Linked DNA regions of Homo sapiens: region 2 is linked to region 1. A link is a contact called in ENCODE Hi-C or POLR2A ChIA-PET data. All regions are on one chromosome and are shown on one strand. Each heading gives the region's core, a stretch centred on a gene start or an enhancer-like site at or near the end of the contact. The rest is flanking DNA. Distances are from core to core; before and after follow the strand shown. Region 1 holds the start of AIF1 (allograft inflammatory factor 1). Region 2 holds the start of LSM2 (LSM2 homolog, U6 small nuclear RNA and mRNA degradation associated).

What was found. A loop is a pair of places that touch in the nucleus more often than their neighbours do. ChIA-PET counts read pairs that join two places held with the same protein, here RNA polymerase II (POLR2A). Pooled maps may share reads with other maps.
Region 2: a pooled map shows a loop between it and region 1 (2.1-fold over the local background). The contact joins the promoter of LSM2 here to the promoter of AIF1 in region 1. A Hi-C loop is called at or near these places in 2 of 168 maps with a recorded cell type or tissue (B cell and naive thymus-derived CD4-positive, alpha-beta T cell), 4 of 37 single-sample maps with no recorded cell type and 13 of 50 pooled maps. POLR2A ChIA-PET finds 5 or more read pairs at or near these places in 12 of 52 experiments (CD4-positive, alpha-beta T cell, CD4-positive, alpha-beta memory T cell, Caco-2 and 8 more).

The regions. Positions count from the first base shown.
Region 1 is chr6:31,610,855-31,617,202 of GRCh38, forward strand. AIF1 (allograft inflammatory factor 1) reads left to right here and starts at 4,380. Exons shown (of 6, transcript NM_001623.5): 1 at 4,380-4,500; 2 at 4,667-4,728; 3 at 4,816-4,882; 4 at 5,250-5,291; 5 at 5,490-5,652; 6 at 5,962-6,161. The coding sequence starts at 4,476. The coding sequence ends at 6,046. It also overlaps the pseudogene UQCRHP1. RefSeq lists enhancers at 4,645-5,145, 5,146-5,646.
Region 2 is chr6:31,805,502-31,812,499 of GRCh38, forward strand. LSM2 (LSM2 homolog, U6 small nuclear RNA and mRNA degradation associated) reads right to left here and starts at 1,465. Exons shown (of 5, transcript NM_021177.5): 1 at 1,254-1,465; 2 at 574-641. The coding sequence starts at 1,256. It overlaps HSPA1L (heat shock protein family A (Hsp70) member 1 like), which reads right to left. Exons shown (of 2, transcript NM_005527.4): 2 at 4,118-6,484. The coding sequence starts at 6,471. The coding sequence ends at 4,546.

The DNA.
Region 1 (6,348 bases), core at 3,130-5,629:
GAATAAAAAAAAGGAAAAAGAAAAAAACAGTATATTTTTTCGTTTTGCAAATCACAGTTCCCTTATTAAGATGGAATTGCTGCCAATTACAGAGAAGCTATTTGCCTAAGCCAAAAATCCATGAGGTTCACATGGACTTATAGTTACACAAATTAGAAACAAATGTTATATTTAAAACCATAGAGAAATGCCCAGGTGATGAAAGCTGGGGTGAAGGAGTCTGCACATTCATTTCAAACTGTTAAAGGATTTGTGGGCCATGCAATGGTCCCTTGCATTAGAGAAGTCAAAGAGCTTTGTGCAATCCTCTCCTGTCTGTGATCTGGAAGACACGTGCTCATCACAGAGCTCCAGCTGCTCCGAGACTTTACTCCTTTCTTCAGCTGCACGCACTGCTCTCTCGCTTTTGTTAGGAATTGACTAATTCCTCCTCTTCCTCTTCCTCCTCCTCCTTGCCATCTCTAGGCCCAGTCAGCATCTCTTGTTCATCCTCTGATCCCATGTCCAGCTATGGTTCTGGATTCAACACTAGCAGCAACAGTGGCGCTGACTCCACTTTAGGATCAATAAATATTTTTCTGGCTAGGCGCAGTGGCTCACATCTATAATCTCAGTACTTTGGGAGGCCAAGGTGGGTGGATCACAAGGTCAAGAGATCGAGACCATCTTGGCCAACATGGTGAAACCTCGTCTCCACTAAAATTACAAAAATTAGTTGAACATGGTGGTGCGCACCTGTAGTCCCAGCTACTTGGGAGGCTGAGGCAGGAGAGTCGCTTGAACCCAGGATGTGGAGGTTGAAGTGAGCCAAGATCGCGCCACTGCACTCCAGTCTAGCGACAGATGGAGACTCTGTCTCAAAAAAAAAAAAATAAGTATTTTTCTTTCTAGCCGTATATCCACCTTACATGGTCCCTCAACTCCCCAAGCCCACTCTGCCTGCCCCATCTCCTCCTTCCACATCCTCTCCTCAACCTAGCACTTGGTTGGCAATGCCTTCCTCGATCCTCTGCCAAAGACCCTCTAGCCAGTGCTTACCCTGTCTGTTCTCTCTCTTTACCCAAAGAAATACATAAAGTTTGACCAGAATGGAAACAGAGATATCAGTGAAAAAAGGTGATTTGGGGAAGTGTGCAGGCCTAGGAAGACAGAGGCTTGTTCCTTTGCTTGCTTAAAATCTTTGATCAAACGGCCAGGCGTGGTGGCTCACACCTGTAATCCCAGCACTTTGGGAGGGCGAGGTGGGCGAATCATGAGATCAGGAGTTCAAGACCAGCCTGGCCAACATAGTAAAACCCCGTCTCACTAAAAATACAAAAAATTAGCCAGCTGGGCGTGGTGGCAGGTGCCTGTAATCCCAGCTACTCTGGAGGCTGAGGCAGGAGAATCACTTGAACCCGGGAGGTGGAGGTTGCAGTGAGTGGAGATTGCACCACTGCACTCTAGCCTGAGTGACAGAGTGAGACTCCATCTCAAAAAAAAGAAAAGAAATCTTTGCTCAAATATCACTTTTTCAGAGAACGCTTCTCTAACCACTCTATTTATTTTATTATTTTATTGTATTTTTTGAGACAGGGTCTCACTCTGTTGCCCAGACTGGAGTGTAATGGCACGGTCATGGCTCACTGCAGCCTTGATCTCCTGGGCTCAAGCGATCCTCTCACTTCAGCCTCCCAAGTGGCTAGGACCACAGGCGTAAGCCACCGTGTCTGGCCAGACCACCATATTTAAAACTGGGGACAAGTCAGGCTCACACCTGTAATCCCAGCACTTTGGGAGGCCAAGGTGGGAGGATCACAAGGTTAGGAGTTCAAGACCAGCCTGGCCAACTTGGTGAAACCCCATCTCTACTAAAAATACAAAAATTAGCCGGGTATAGTGGTGATCGCCTGTAATCCCAGCTATTCGTTAGGCTGAGGCAGGAGAATCGCTTGAACCCGGGAGGCAGAGGTTGCAGTGAGCTGAGATTGTGCCACTGCACTCCAGCCTGGGCAACAGAGCGAGATTCTGTCTCAACAAAAAAAGCTGGGTGCAGTGGCTCACGCCTGTAATCCTAGCACTTTGGGAGTCCGAGGTGGGTAGATCACCTAAGGTCAGGAGTTCAAGACCAGCCTGGTCAACATGGTGAAACCCCGCCTCTACAAAAATACAAAAATTAGCTAGGTATGATGGCAGGTGGCTGTAATCCCAGCTACTCGGAAGGCTGAGGCAGGAGAATCGCTTGAACCCAGGAGGCGGAGGTTACAGTGAGCTGAGATCAAGCCATTGCACTCTAGCCTGGGCGACAGAGTGAGACTCCGTTTAAAAAAAAAACAAAAAACAAAAAACAAAAAACTGGGGACCATTGGCAATAATACTCCTATGTCCCCTCTTCCCTACTTTGTTTTCCTCCATAGGCACCTGGCGCCTTTTTTTTTTTTTTTTTTTTTTTTTTGAGACGGAGTCTCACTCTGTTGCCCAGGCTGGAGTGCAATGGCGCGATCTCAGCTCACTGCAACCTCTGCCTCCCGGGTTTAAGCGATTCGCCTGCGTCAGCCTCCTGAGCAGCTGGGATTACAGGCACGCACCACCAGGCCCTGCTAATTTTTGTATTTTTAGTAGAGATGGGGTTTCACCATGTTGGTCAGGCTGGTCTCCAACTCCTGACCTTGTGATCCGCCTGCCCCAGCCTCCCAAAGTGCTGTGATTACAGGCGTGAGCCACTGCGCCTGGCCACCTAGCACCTTTAATATACTTATTTATTTGTATTGTCTGCCTTCCCCAATTAGATCAACCATGAAGACAAGAGTTTTCATTTGTTGGGTTCTCTGGGCCTAGAGGCATGTCTGGCATATAGTAAGCATTCAGTAAATATCTGTTGAGTGAACGTATGAATAAAGAAGTGAGTTCCTCCCAGCAGGCACTGAGAACATTGGGAGTACAGGGTTGCAGCTCTCTCTGCAGCAGGAGAATGTAGCTGCAATAAAGGGAAGTCAAGAAGCCAGAGTCCAGCCAGGTGCAGTGGCTCATGCCTGTAATCCCAGCACTTTGGGAGGCTGAGGTGGGTGGATCACAAGGTCAAGAGATAGAGACCATCCTGGCCAACATGGCGAAACCCCATCTGTACTAAAAATACAAAAATTAGCTGGGCGTGGTGGTGGGCGCCTGTAGTCCCAGCTACTCAGGAGGCTGAGGTAGGAGAATTGCTTGAACCCAGGAGGCAGTGGTTGCAGTGAGCCGAGATTGCACCATTGCACTCCCGCCTGGGCGACAGAGCAAGACTCCGACTCAAAAAAAAAAAAAAAAGCAGCAGCAGCAGCCAGAGGCCACTCCAGCATCTCCCCTACCTGGCTTGGGTCAGGGAGAGGGCAGTGAGAAGTGAAAACTCCCAGCTACAGAAAAGGAAATATGTTGGGGGGAAGGGAGAAGGAAAGGTGTCTTCATCAATGCCGGGGCAGGGTAGATGGAGCCCTGGGCAGGGAGTTTGGACCAGGAAATCTCAATGAGGGAAATGTGCTGTCCTCACCTCTCCAAGAAGCGACTGGCCAAACAGAGTGACAGAGGGGATAAAGGTTATGCCTAGGGAGGCATGTGTCAGAGGCTATCATCCACTCTGTTGAACCCACAGTGACCAGCACCACCATCACACAAACATGCCTGCATGTGTGCACGCACGTGCAGTGTGCAAACCTGATGTCAGCCTCACTCCCTGGCTCTTCTGTCCACAAACGCTGTTTCTTTAAGTACCACTTTCAGTTCCTCCAAAGAATCTACTTAAACTCTTAAATTCCTGATCTCTATAGATTTTACTAAAGATTTCAAAGGAGATAAGATGAGAGGGTTACGTTGCACATTCTAAAGCAAACAAATTAAAATGTTTTGTTAGACATTTCCATATTTTTAAGGGCCTCCTTGGAGCTGCCAGGCTGGGAGTGAGGTTTCTCTCCCTTTCTAAACCCTGTGCCCATCTTGTCACCCTCCTGGAGCTGCCAGCAGACTTCAGATTCTTCTCCGATCTACAGAGCAGAAAAATTCAGCCAGCCCTTCCTTGTCTTCCTATCCACAGCTGCCTGCCCAGACTCATGAAACCTGACAAAATGCAAGGTCTTATCATTACCTGAACCTTGGACCTGTTCAAAAATACTAGTTCCTGAGAATAAATATCCCTGGTGTCTTCCTGCCCTTCCTGCACACCTCCAGTGGCTTATCAAAATATTTGTTTCATGCGCACACTGGGCTCTCATTTAAGAGGAATTTGGGAGAATGTTATTTTCTAATCTGCATTTCACACCAGGCTCCCCCTCCTTCCTGGGGTGCTAGTGTCAGCAGAACCTGATGGGGAAGTGAGGTCTGGGAGGCAGAGGAGGAAGGAATGAGGGGAAAGGGGAAGTTTGGGAGGAAGGCTTCTGAGAAGACTGGTGGGAGAGAAGGAGAGCCTGCAGACAGAGGCCTCCAGCTTGGTCTGTCTCCCCACCTCTACCAGCATCTGCTGAGCTATGAGCCAAACCAGGGATTTACAGGGTAGGGAGGGTGGGATAGGCAGCGGCATTAGATCGGAGGAATGAGATGGACAGACCTGGGCTGTGGGCTAGGAGGGCAGTCAGCTGGCCTAGGGTAGCCCGGGCTGGTGTCAGGGTAAGGAGAGGAAGGGAGGGATGAGGGCTGATTAATTTTTTTCACCCCACAGGAGGAAAAGCTTTCGGACTGCTGAAGGCCCAGCAGGAAGAGAGGCTGGATGAGATCAACAAGGTAGAAGGAAGAACTAAGGGGGCAGAGCCAGGGGGATGGGGCGTGGATGGGGAGGGCCTACCCTGGCTCTTATTTTCCCCTCCATAGCAATTCCTAGACGATCCCAAATATAGCAGTGATGAGGATCTGCCCTCCAAACTGGAAGGCTTCAAAGGTGAGGGGGAAACTGTAGGCGGTGGAGACAGGGCTGGGGGTAGGAGGGTTAGGATTTCCACAAGAACAAGGCAGGAACAGCAGAGATAAAAAGTTTACTTTTGTGGTAGCAAAAGGGGAACCTGCCTTTATTGCCCTCCTGCCACACTGCGGTCCCTTTCCCGGGCCTGCCTCTCTCAGCATCCCCTCTAGCTCCTTACACCCTAGCGGGGCCCCTCAACTCCCCAACCCCACTTCCTCTGCCTGCCCCTCCTCCTCCTTCCACGTTGTCTCCTCCACCTAGCAGTTGGTTGGCAACCCCTTCCTCAGTCCCCTGCTGAAAACCCTCCAGTCAGCGCTTATCCCTTCTGCTCTCTCCCCTCACCCAGAGAAATACATGGAGTTTGACCTTAATGGAAATGGCGATATTGGTGAGAAACGGGTGATTTGCGGGGGCAGGGTGGTGTGCAGGCCTAAGAAGACAGAGGTCTCTCCTACATGCTCCATTCCTCATGATTTGGGAGGGGGCCCACCTACCACAGTGGGAGGAAGGAGAATGGGGATGCGGAAGTGGGAGAGGAGAGAGAGGGTCTCCCCACCTTCTCCCCATCCCCATCCTCTGCCCCCAGATATCATGTCCCTGAAACGAATGCTGGAGAAACTTGGAGTCCCCAAGACTCACCTAGAGCTAAAGAAATTAATTGGAGAGGTGTCCAGTGGCTCCGGGGAGACGTTCAGCTACCCTGACTTTCTCAGGATGATGCTGGGCAAGAGATCTGCCATCCTAAAAATGTGAGTGTCAATTTCCAACCTCCCCTGTACTTACCTGTTTTCTCCTCCCCCATCCCTACCCTTGTCCACAGGCTCAACATTTCTACACGTTGCCCATCATCCCTTCTTCCATCCTTAGAGGGACCCTTCCAAGGTCCCGACCCCATCCCTATCCATAGTCCTGGTCCCCAGAAACTCCAACCCCTGCCCTTCCTCTTCCCCCTTCCACCCTCACATCCCCATCCCCTTCTAGCCTTTCCTAGCACCCTATGATTTATTCCCTTGAGAGGAGTGTTCCCTGATCCCTGTGCCTCTTCCCATCTCAACCAGGATCCTGATGTATGAGGAAAAAGCGAGAGAAAAGGAAAAGCCAACAGGCCCCCCAGCCAAGAAAGCTATCTCTGAGTTGCCCTGATTTGAAGGGAAAAGGGATGATGGGATTGAAGGGGCTTCTAATGACCCAGATATGGAAACAGAAGACAAAATTGTAAGCCAGAGTCAACAAATTAAATAAATTACCCCCTCCTCCAGATCAAGTCAGCTTAGTTTTTATTTGGGTGATTTTTTTCCTGGGTTTGGGAAGGAGAGACAGGTCTTGAGGGAAAGGTGGCAAGGATTTGGCCATATGAACAATCCATCAACAACGCTATAGTGTGTCCACTACAGCAGATGGTTTCACGCACCAAGGGGGATTCCAGCTGTGTAAGACAGCCTTAA
Region 2 (6,998 bases), core at 215-2,714, 190 kb after region 1:
TTACAGGCACCAGCCACCGTGCCCGGCTAATTTTTGTATTTTTAGTAGAGACAGGGTTTCACCATCTTGACCGGGCTGGTCTTGAACTCCTGACCTCGTGATTCGCCCACCTTGGCCTCCCAAAGTGCTGGGATTACAGGCATGAGCCACACGTCCAGCCCGTGAGCCACTGCGCCTGACCTGTATTTACTCTTTAAACTATATATTGCTTTGTATTGTTTTCCAATACACGATACAATCTCTAAGCTTATCTGTAAATTTAAGGCACAAGGCATTTATTTATTGCTAAATTTTAAAATTTTTCTTAGAGATGGGGTCTTGCTCTATTGCCTGGGCTAGAGTGCAATGGAGTAATCACTGCTCACTGCAGCCTCAAACTCCTGGGCTCAAGCTTTCCTCCTTCCTCAGCCTCCCAAAGTGCTGGGATTACAGGCTTGAGCCACTGCACCCTATCCATTTATTTCTTCTGTACATCTTCCACCTCGCCTAGCCCTGAAATATTTCTCAAATTAAAGAGGTTCCAGGGCCCTGGGCACACCCACCCCCAACAGACTTGTTGGAACAGGTACCTACCTCAGGTCATTCTTTAGTTCCACGACCACATCCTTGCCCACAAGGGACTTGAAAAAAGAATAGAAGAGCTATTGGGAGAGAGGGGGAAAACCATCATGTGGGAAGGAGCATGGTAGGGAGGAGTGTCCTTTGACAGTATTACCAAATACTGGTATTGTGAACCCCACTGCATCCCTGACAGTTCTCAAAATTTCACAGGAAAGAATAATTGGTTGACAGAGCTGAAAGGCTGGAGCCCAAATTATTCTGCACACTGCACTGAGCCCATCACTTAAAGTCCCAGAGAGACTCTGCCCTGCATACGTCGGCCTCCCCACTGTGCTCTCTCAGTCGACCACCTTTCTCGGGTACCTGCCCACTCCTTTCAATGAATTGTAGAAAATATCCCACCCGCACCCTGCCGAAGCTTGCCTGGCAGAGAAGTGCTCTGAGGTCTAACTTTTCCGTCTCCCGCTATCCTCACTGAATCTCTCTCAGGGTTGGGGTTTTTTCCCTCATCATGGAAAAAATATCCCATTTGTTCTCAGTGCCTCCTCAATGAACCTGAGAAACAGTACAGTACTAAAGATGAAGATAAAAACTCCGGACCTAACTCCAGCCTAGGGGTACAAAGGCCAGATCCCCCGCCCCAACCATGCGAGGTCCCCGAGGGCGCCCCCTTTTGACGTCACGGTACCCACCATGGTGCTGGCGCCGCGGGCAGCGGGCCGGACCGGGAAGACAGCAGGGTGCTGCGAGCAGGTCTGGGGAAACCGAAGCGCGAGCCCGCGCGTGGGGCGAGGCGGGACCGCGCAGGCGCAGCGGGAAGCGACGCAGAAAGCTCCAAGCGCTGACGGGCAAAGCGCGGCCGACTTGCGGCTGGGGAGCGCAAGCTGGGTAGAGTAGAGGGGAGGAGGAAGCCGGGAAAGGGGCGGGGTTTCCTTCATTCCGACTTCCTCCCTGGCCGGCCGGCTCCCATTGCGCAGGCGCGGACCCTAGCCTGGGCTGCCAGACGGGTGGCGGGACTCAGCGCCTGAGCTCAAAGGATTTTGTTCTTTTCCAGAATCCTGCCATCTACAGCGTGATGTGTTTGTGCCCTACACACACTTCCTATCGAGAATTGTGGGGAGTTTGTTAAGATTATGAAGTGTGCACTTTTCTATATTTGTTAAAGTAAAAACATAAAATTTAAAAAATAAAATTAAAAAATGTTTTGAATCTTAAATTCAGCTGATAAAAAGAAAAAAAGGCCGAGGGCCGTGGCTCAAGCCTTTAATCCCAGCACTCTGGGAGGCCTAGGTGGGTGGATTGTGTGAGGTCAGGAGTTCGAGACCAGTCTAGCCAACATGGTGAAACCCCATCTTCACTAAAAATACAAAAAAAATTAGGCGTGGTCGCAGGCTCCTGTAATACCAGCTACTCGGGAGGCTGAGGGAAGAGAATCGCTTGAACCTGGGAGGCGGAGGTTGCAGTGAACCGAGATCGCGCCACTGCACTGCAGCCTGGGCGACAGAGCAAGACTCCGTCTCAAAAAAAAAAAAAAAAAAAATGACCGGGAGCAGTGGCTCACACCTGTAATCCCAGCACTTTGGGCGGCCAAGGCAAGTGGATCGCCTGAGGTCAGGAGTTCGAGACCAGCCTGGTCAACATGGCGAAATTCTGTCTCTACTAAAAACCCAAAAATTAGCCGGGTGTGGTGGCACGCGCCTGTAAATCCAGGAGGCATAGGTTGCAGTGAGTGGAGATCTTGCCATTGCACTCCAGCCTGGGCAACAAGAGCAAAACTCCATCCCAAAAAACAAAAAATGTTGAGGCCTGTAAATCCCAGCATTTGGGGAGGCTGAGGCAGGAGGATCATTTGAACCCAAGAGTTACAGTGAGCTACAATCTCCCCACTGCATTCCAGCCTGGGTGACAGAGCGAGACTCTCTCTAGAAAAAAGAAAATTATAAACAAACAACGTTGAGCAGTCCCAGAGATAAGGAGGAGCTGGAGCACAAATTTTGATTTTATCAAAGGTTACCAATAAATACATTTCTCCAAAGGAGCCAACCTCAATCTCCGCATTTCTTACACACTTTTGCCAAGACTGTCCTGTAAAGGACTGTGTAAAACTAAAGAGACTGTGGCTCACAGATACAAATAACCCAGTCTAACATTTCACTGTTAAATGTTTCAAACACAAACAGACAGAAATGCAGTTACATATTATTCTAACTCATATCCCCCAGGTTTTTATAAATATGTATTAGGACACAGGTAAAAGAAAAAAATGTTTTTGAGATGGAGTCTCGCTCTATCACCAGGCTGGAGTGTGGTGCCACGATCTCAGCTCACTGCAACCTCCACGTCCCGGGTTCAAGCGATTCCTCTGCCTCACCCTCCTGAGTAGCTGGGACTACAGGCACGCATCACCGTCCTCAGCTAATTTTTGTATTTTTAGTAGAGACGGGGTTTCACCATGTTGGGCAGGATGGTCTCAATCTCTTGACCTCATGATCCGCCCGCCTCGGCCTCCCAAAGTGCTGGGATTACAGGCGTGAGCCACTGTGCCCAGCTGGTAAAAATATTTTTTCATGGACTGAGACTTCATAAAACTTGTATTTGTCATCTTGCATAGACATACTTATTTGTCAAGAGTTTGTTATAGAAATATTTTCTGGGGCTGGGCACGGTGGCTCACGCCTATAATTCCAGCACTTTGGGAGGCTGAGGTGGGTGGATCACCTGAGGTCAGGAGTTCAGAACAGCCTGGTCAACATGGTGAAATCCCGTCTCTACTAAAAACACAAACATTAGCCGGGCATGGTGGTGAGCGCCTGTAATCCCAGCTACTCATGAGGCTGAGGCAGGAGAATCGCTTGAATCTGGGAGGCAAAGTTTGCAGTGAGCCGAGATCGTGCCATTGCACTCCAGCTTGGGCGACAAGAGCGAAACTGTTTCCAAAAAAAAAAAAAAAGAAAAGAAATATTTTCTCCATGTAATGGATGTAAACAATGAACTCTGTGAGTGCATAGATGCTGAATCTCCTGGACCTTACCTATAAGTGACATCAGGACATCAAGCAGGATTTGTCCCTCCACCCCCAGTTGAGTCCTAAACTCCAAAACCAGCTTGTAACTGATTAAAAGCAGTTATAGTTTGCCATCTGTTCCATCTGTGCTAAAGGTGTCTGAGGATCAAAAATTATGTGGCTGATTGAAACAATGAGTTCATGGGCCGGGCACGGTGGCTCACGCCTGTAATCCCAGCACTTTGGGAGGCCGAGGCGGGCGGATCACGAGGTCAGGAGATCGAGACCATCCTGGCTAACACAGTGAAACCCCGTCTCTACTAAAACAATACAAAAAATTAGCCGGGCATGGTGGGGGGCACCTGCAGTCCCAGCTACTCGGGAGGCTGAGGCAGGAGAATGGCGTGAACCCAGGAGGCAGAGCTTGCAGTAAGCTGAGATTGTGCCACTGCACTCCAGCCTGGGTGACAGGGCGAGACTGTCTCTCAAAACACACACACACACACACACACACACACACACACACACAAAATGAGTTCATGAAAATTCAAATACTTTACCCTTACCAATTTAATCATTCACAGTGACCTCACAATCAGAGAACACATGCTCTCTCCATGAACTCTCCCCTTCAAGGTACATTCACAGCCTAAATACCAGAAGTAATTTTCTTTACGAACAAATTTACTGATTGACAAATAAGCATCCACACAGGAAGAAGAATGTTAGGGTGGCTGGAAATAACAGACATTCAAATACATCACACGGTTTAAAGAGGGGCCTAGTTTTCCTGAGTCCATTCCAAAGTCAGAAACAGGATGTGAGGGAGTGTGATAGGTGGTGCATGAGACTCCTTCTCCAGAATTTCCAAGGGATGGTAACTTAGATTCAGGTCTGGTCAAGAATAATAATGATGTTTGAAGATGAGGGGAATGAAATACATGTAGAGGCATCCTAGGATGCTTCAGTTCTAAAAAGAATTAATCTACTTCTTCAATTGTGGGGCCTGTGGCAGGCCTTCCAGGCACATACCCTGTTCCGCAGGCAGGCCCAGTGCATCCTCCTTGGTAGAGTTTTGTGATGATAGGGTTACACATCTGCTCCAATTCCTTTCTCTTATGATCAAACTCATCTTTCTCTGCCAGTTGATTGACCTCCAGCCACGAAAGGAGCTCGTTGCATTTATCCAATATTTTATTTTTATCAGACTCACTAATCTTGCCCTTCAAACCTTCATCACTCACAACACTCTTCATGTTAAAAGCATAGGATTCTAAGGCATTCTTTGCAGCAATTTTCTCCCTCTGGACCTCATCTTCAGCTTTATATTTCTCAGCATCCAGAACCATGCGCTCAATCTCCTCCTTGCTCAGGCGGCCCTTGTCATTGGTGATGGTGATCTTGTTCACCTTGCCGGTGCTCTTGTCCGTGGCTGTGACATTGAGAATACCATTGGCATCAATGTCAAACGTCACCTCGATCTGAGGAACTCCCCTGGGTGCTGGAGGGATTCCAGTCAGGTCAAACCGCCCCAGCAGGTTGTTGTCCTTTGTCATGGCCCTCTCGCCCTCATACACCTGGATCAGCACCCCGGGTTGGTTGTCAGAGTAGGTGGTGAAAATCTGTGTCTGCTTGGTGGGGATGGTGGAGTTGCGCTTTATCAGGGCAGTCATCACGCCCCCAGCCGTCTCCAGCCCCAGGGACAGGGGAGCCACGTCCAGCAGCAGCAGGTCCTGTACCTTCTCAGACTTGTCCCCCATCAGGATGGCTGCTTGTACCGCAGCCCCATATGCTACGGCCTCATCAGGGTTGATGCTCTTGTTGAGATCACGTCCATTGAAGTAGTCCTGAAGCAGCCGCTGCACCTTGGGGATGCGGGTGGAGCCCCCTACTAAAACAATGTCATGGATTTTAGCCTTATCCATCTTGGCATCCCGAAGCGCTTTTTCTACAGGCTCCAGGGTACCCCTAAACAGGTCTGCACACAACTCTTCAAATCGAGCTCTGGTGATGGATGTATAGAAGTCAATGCCTTCATAAAGTGAATCAATTTCTAGGTTGGCCTGGGTGCTGGACGACAGGGTCCTCTTGGCCCTCTCGCAGGCGGTGCGCAGCCGCCTCACGGCTCGCTTGTTCTGGCTGATGTCCTTTTTGTGTTTCCTCTTGAACTCCTCCACGAAGTGGCTCACAAGCCTGTTGTCAAAGTCCTCCCCACCCAGGTGAGTGTCCCCAGCAGTGGCCTTTACCTCAAAAATCCCATCATCTATGGTCAGAATTGACACATCAAATGTGCCTCCACCCAGATCAAAAATCAGGACATGTCGTTCTCCTTGACCTCCTTTATCTAAACCATAGGCAATGGCAGCAGCCGTGGGCTCATTGATGATTCTTAGCACATTAAGTCCAGCAATCACACCTGCATCCTTAGTAGCCTGACGTTGAGAGTCATTGAAATAGGCTGGCACGGTAATCACTGCATTGGTGACAGGGTGGCCCAAAAAGGCCTCAGCAGTCTCCTTCAACTTAGTCAATACCATCGAAGAGATTTCCTCAGGGTAGAAAGCTTTATTCTCCCCTTTGTAGGACACAAGGACTTTGGGCTTGCCTCCTTCATTAATCACTTGAAAAGGCCAAAGTTTCATATCTGCTTGTACAACAGGATCATTAAATTTCCTGCCGATCAGACGTTTAGCATCAAAAACAGTGTTCTGGGGATTCATTGCTACCTGGTTCTTGGCCGCATCCCCAATGAGCCGCTCGGTGTCTGTGAAGGCCACGTAGCTGGGGGTGGTGCGGTTGCCCTGGTCGTTGGCGATGATCTCCACCTTGCCGTGCTGGAACACCCCCACACAGGAGTAGGTGGTGCCCAGGTCGATGCCTATGGCGATTCCCTTGGCAGTAGCCATGGTTCTCTGAGGCCTATGGAGAAAGAATAAGATACTGTTTTGGGAGAGTGCTTTTCAATGTTATTTATTTTTTTGAGACAGGGTCTTCCTCTGTCACCCAGGTTGGAGTGCAGAGGCGCAGTCATAGCTCACTGCAGCTTTGATCTCCTAGGCTCCAGCAATCTTCCTGCCTTAGCCTCCAGAATAACTGGAGACAACATGCCCGGCTAATTTTTTTTTTTTTTGAGACGGAGTCTTGCTTTGGACTGCAGTGGTGTGATCTAGGCTCACTGCAACCTCCACCTCCTGAGTTCAAGCGATTCTCCTGTCTCAGCCTCCCGAGTGGCTGGGATTATGAGGGCACCACCACGCCCAGCTAATTTTTGTATTTTTAGTAGAGATGGGGTTTCACGGTTTCACTATGTTGGCCAGGCTGGTCTCAAACTCCTGACCTCAGGTGATCCGCCCGCCTCGGCCTCCCAAAGTGCTGGGATTACATACGTGAGCCACCGTGACCAGCTCTCTGCCTGGCTAATGTTTTAATTTTG